Regions from separate parts of the Homo sapiens genome. Here region 1 is linked to region 2. The links are chromatin contacts, found by Hi-C or POLR2A ChIA-PET in ENCODE. All regions are on one chromosome and are shown on one strand. Each heading gives the region's core, a stretch centred on a gene start or an enhancer-like site at or near the end of the contact. The rest is flanking DNA. Distances are from core to core; before and after follow the strand shown.

Region 1 (2,700 bases), core at 1-2,500, 170 kb before region 2:
TTAGATAACTACAGTAGGTTTTCATTCCTTAAGAGATGAGGTCATGTTTGGATGTGTCTGGTTGAGAAGCATTTCAGTAAGAAGGAATGAGCTTAGTTAGTTCAAGTGTTTTTTTCTGTTGTTCCTAGTAGATAAACACAATACATAGATTCAATGATGACAATGTTTGTTAATTTCATCATGCAGAGTTGGAGCTTACTTCTGGAATTCTTATTTGGTTTCCAGATACTTATTAAACAATGTTTAATAACCTGAGAAATTCCCCTGGAGGTAAAGACCTTTAATAGGGCAGCAGATTTGTATCATTACTGTTAGTTATGATTACATTATTACTGTTATAACCCAGTGTGCTGGAAATGTGAGCAGACACTATTTAAGCTAGTTTTCAACAAAAGGTCATGGAGGGAAAAAAAATAAAGGAACTCCATTCCTGGTTCCTTGCTCACAAATGGCAAAATGCTGTTCACAGACTTGCTAGACCATTTGAGTCATTTGGAAGAGAAAAGGTTTTTTTGTTTTTCCCTTATTTATCTTCAATTTGAGAAAAAAACTAATAAAAGGATGCTTCAGTAGGCCCTGGTGTTGTGGATAAGGGCACGCACACTTTTTATTTTTATGTGGTAAATTTAGAGAATGACTGACTGAACTGTGATTTCTAAATGAGGAACTGTGCCCCACAGGACATCCAAAATTATCAGCCATAGCAAGCTGTGAACATGTTATATCTGAAAATACAGCAAAGGGTGGACCAGAAAACATCTTTATAGATGTGTTTTTGTAATTTTCCTAAGAGGGACAAAATAATTAGTCTAAATATGAAAAATTAAGTTTTAAAGTTCATCCATAGAAAAGCTGGCTTCATGATCACAATTGAAAAATCCGAGTTGGCAAACCTCTGCCTGCAATTCTGAGCTAGGAATCATTTTTATGTTTTTAAATATAACAAAAGAAAGAAAAAGAAGAGTAATATTTTATGTGGTGAAAATTCTATGACATTTAAATTTCAGTGTCCATAAATCAAATCTTATTGGAACACAGCCAAGCTCATTCTTGTATACTTATTAACTGTGGGCAATTCCTGCTGCAGGGGTAGAAATGAGTAGTTGCTACAGAGACTGTCAGTCCAAAAATATGTACTGTTAGGCCCTTTACTGAAAAAGTTTACCAACCTTTGATCTCAGTGTAGTGTAGACCAGCGTTCATTGTCCTGTTCTTGGAACCTTACCACATTGTCAGAATTTTTTAAATAGCAACTTAAGGAAGAAACCTGCATCAGAATCGCCTGAGGTGCTTGATGAAAATGCAGGATCCCAAGCCCCAGCTCAGACAGGAGAACTGGCGTTTCCAGGAGTTGTGAAGCTGGGAATATTATGTTATAACAAGCTTTCCAGATGTTTCTTGTGAACACTAAAGTTTGACCATCTCATAGCATGTAGTGAGGCTGTTCTTCCTTTCCCTCTTTCCCTTCAACAGAGAACACATCTGAACAAAATTGATTTTTTTTAACCTTAATGATTCTATCTACACAGTCTTCCCTAGAACTTTTTCTGACTAGGGCAGATTTCATATTGGGCAGAGTATGTGGCTGTTACTGGGGCAAAGGTTTGGAGCCCGTGATTAAGTCCTCCCGCCATGATGCCTGAAATACCACTACAATGATTCCTTTGGCTACAGTTATTCCTACTCTGAAATCCCAGCCATTCTTTATTTTCTGCAAGTTTGTTTTATTATTTTAAGGATTTTGAAGGAAAATGTACATTTGGCCACAATTAGGCTGCACAGACTAACAAAAACATAAGTTTATTTGCTTTTTGATGAAACTATCCACCCTTTTTACTAATTTTACATTTATTGAAGCTCTGATTGATAATTTCAGATGTATTTTTTTGTGAGGTAGAATGAATCATTTCATACAAGCAGTTTGCTTTGTAAGCAAAAACCTTTTAATGCATGAACTTTATGGAGGGCTGCAGGAGGTGGCTGAGTAGTGGATAATGAGATTGACCCTTGCCAGGGAAGAGGGTGGGTGTGGGAGGTTCACCTTCTCCCATCAGCCCATGTTGATTGTCAACATCCAGTTCCTGAGGGAGGAGCGCCTGGGTCAGGTAGGTTTCTGATGTGGGAGAACGCAAGACTTCCAAGTCTTAGGAGGCAAGAAACATCCTTAGCTCCCACTATGGGTAGGAGAATGAGAGAATTCCGATGGGAGAGAAAGATGACAAAACTTGTTGACTCTTTCAAGAGTGCATGCAGTCAGTTGTTTTTTAAGTAAAATAGTTCTTAGAGGAAGTGAAGTGGAGTCAGGGTAAAGTGTCTGATACAGTTACTTGCTGTAGGTATGGTTGTTTTGCTGACCAATCTAGGTTTGATTCCGCTAAGGCTCTCTACTTAGCGGTGGTCCTAGGAGCAGCTTCCTCCTGAGCCTCAGGTTTCTCATCTATAAAGTGGATCCATTAGTAACTTTTGTGAAATTACAGGGGGGATTAAATGAGAACAGCTGTGGCTCCTGAACATGGCTGGTCATCAGAAACACGTGATGGTTTGTTTTCTAAAAAATTAGATTTCTAGACTCCTGTGAATTCTAATTTAGTAGTGTTTTTGTTGTTGTTGTCTTGAGGGTTAAGGATTAGGGAATGTGGATTTTTAAAAAACAAACTTCTAAGATTATGCCAGTTTTGGGAACCACTGAGGATACCTGAT
Region 2 (2,700 bases), core at 66-2,565:
TCAAACTTATTAACAGGCTCAGTGAAAATGCCGGCTTCAGCCCTGGGTGGCTACAATCCCTCTTTAATGAATTCCAGTCTTCTTTATGGAATTGGTTAGCCCCTTTATTAAGTCCTCTCTTGCTTATATGTCTTGTATTGATATTTGGACCCTGCATATTCAATACTATAACTCAAATTATTTCTCCTAGCTTAGAAGCAATCAAACTATGCTTTTTTCTTGACTTTAAAAAAAATTTGAAGTTTTTATTAGCTTGCTTAGCTTCTCTTATCTAATTTTCTGCCTTCTATCAGTTTAGATGTTATACAGTTTACTTCTGTTCTTTTTGTGGTTACTTTTAGATTTTACCACATGCATTTAACTTAACAAAATCTATAGGTACTGTATTTGTCCATTCTCATGCTGCTGTTAAAGACATATCCAAGACTGGGTAATTTATAAAGAAAAAGAGGCTTAATGGACTCACAGTTCCACGTGGCTGGGGAGGCCTCACGATCATGGCAGAAGACAAAAGGCACTTCTTACGTGGCAGCAGGCAAGAGAGAATGAGAGCCAAATGAAAAGGGAAACCCTTTAAAAAACCATCAGATTTCATGAGACTTGTTCACTACCATGAGAACAGTATGAGGGTAAGTGCCCCCATGATTCAATTATCTCTCACTGGGTCCTTCCCACAACACATGGGAATTATGGGAGCTACAATTCAAGATGAGATTTGGGTGGGGACACAGCCAAACCGTATCAGATACTACCTTAGTCTTCTCTTGAGTATTATAAGAATGCCAGAAATGTTAGTTTCATTAGGATACTGCCTAGTATTTTAATTCTATCTTTTAGGTAAAAACCTTGTAATTCAGACTAAATATTTTATGCCACCCATGTTTGTTTATTATAACTACATATTTCCCAACTTCTTTGCTCACCATTCTTTTCTCAGACTTTCCTTCTAGGGACCATATATTTCCTTCTGGATGTTTCTTTGGTGAATGTCTGTTGATTGCAAATGCACTTTTTTCTTGTTCATCTAACTATTTAGAAATAGTTGTTTGGGTTATAGAATTCTAGGTTGGCTATTATTTTATCTCAGCACATTGGAAATATTATTTTATTGACTTCTAGCTTCATCATTGCTGTTGGAAAGTCTACTGTTAGGCAAATTGTCTTACTTCACAGAAGATCTGTGTCAGTCAGCCATTGTTGTGCAACAAACTACTCCTATAACACAGTGATTCATTTATTTTTATTCTTCCTGCATGTAGAGTGTGAGTCAGCTGAGTCAGATGAACTAGGCTGCACTTGGCTGAGCAACTGCGCTTCAAGTCCTAGGTCTGATTGAACTTGGCTCCTCACTGTGTGTTGGGCTCTTTTTAGCTCTGTCTATCTTCATTCTTGGCCAAAATATTAGTTATTATGACAATCATTCTTCATGAGACCAATTTGCATGCTGAATTTTCTAGAGTTAAATTGTTAAGTACATGGTAGAGTTACTAGAGAGAGGGAATAGAAAATGTACAATTAGAGGTAGAGAGAGACAGAGGAACACAGAATTTTTTACAAGTAGAATACCTTTAGAGACACTGCAGTTATTTCTCACCATCTAAGTAGAGGCTGACATGCTTACTTAACAAACTCTTGGATAAATCGTGGGTCAGCTGATTCCATTTAGCACATCGACTTCCACCCAAAATAACTTCATTACACTCTGTTGCTTCGTAAAAGTCTACAAATGGCTTTGATAGCTTATAAAGGGCATTCATAAAGTTGTAAACTATAATCTGCCAGTTGATTTAAGGTTTGACTTTTAGCAGACTTATGATCTAGCAGTATAAGAATAAGTTTAGCATAGCAAATTTTCTGGCAAAATGTGCAAGGCACAGGCTCAACTGGTTTCAAATGGGATCATCAAGTTGGTGATAACAGAGTGCAAGATTAATTAATGATTAGCAGAGAAGAGTACCATATGATTTTAAAATGATAATAGCATTCTTACTCTGAGATGTTTCCATTTGCTACAAATGCTCTAATTGTTATTAGATTAGATTAGCATTTGACTGGAATAACATTTCACCTTTTCCTCTTTAATTAGTGTTTTTACCTCTATTTGAGAGCTAATAAACATTTTTCTCACTCCTGTTACCTAAACACAAATGAAAATGAAAACATAATTAGTGTAAATATTCAGGTCTAACTACAGAGATCCATTGTTCTTATAAAACAGGTAAACAGGTGACACAAAACCATTTGGTTTGCACATAATAGTACCAAACCATTATCATTATTGGAACTAATTTGATGTGGCATCAGGCAAATGAAATGCAGTCATGGTTCCCTAGCACTAAATACTTTTGGAGATAGGCAAAACATTGGCAGATGACCTATAGCTGCCAACAATGGCAAAAGTGATGCCAGGACTTTTGCTGTCTCTTGAATTTTTTGTAAACATATAGGTGCTCTTCACCAAGTTAAAACATGAGTCATTTCGATTTTGTAAGCTGGTATTCAACTAAGCCTTACATTTGTATGATTATCATAATACTAATTGAAAGATAGAATTTTAGAAGTTAAAGTTCTGACTAACTTATATTAAGAAATCTCATGATATTTAGATGATAAAGCAGTATAAGGCAAGACCCATCCTCCAAGTTCAAATTCAGATTCTTAAAACTAAAGTTGCTTTAGCTTTTGTCTAGGACATGCAAG

Evidence for each region. Hi-C counts contacts between places; a loop is a spot of excess contacts on that map. ChIA-PET counts read pairs that join two places held with the same protein, here RNA polymerase II (POLR2A).
Region 1: a map of mammary epithelial cell shows a loop between it and region 2 (3-fold over the local background). The contact joins two enhancer-like sites. A Hi-C loop is called at or near these places in 1 of 168 maps with a recorded cell type or tissue (mammary epithelial cell) and 1 of 37 single-sample maps with no recorded cell type. POLR2A ChIA-PET finds 5 or more read pairs at or near these places in 1 of 52 experiments (PC-9).

Annotation. Positions count from the first base shown.
Region 1 is chr9:71,679,266-71,681,965 of GRCh38, reverse strand. No RefSeq gene overlaps it. Among named protein-coding and RNA genes, the nearest start is that of CEMIP2, 88 kb to the left of the region's middle. Within about 2 kb of position 1,250, at least 5 of the 41 ENCODE cell types and tissues checked have a DNase peak (open chromatin) inside an H3K27ac peak, as active enhancers do.
Region 2 is chr9:71,505,571-71,508,270 of GRCh38, reverse strand. No RefSeq gene overlaps it. Among named protein-coding and RNA genes, the nearest start is that of CEMIP2, 260 kb to the left of the region's middle. Within about 2 kb of position 1,315, at least 2 of the 41 ENCODE cell types and tissues checked have a DNase peak (open chromatin) inside an H3K27ac peak, as active enhancers do.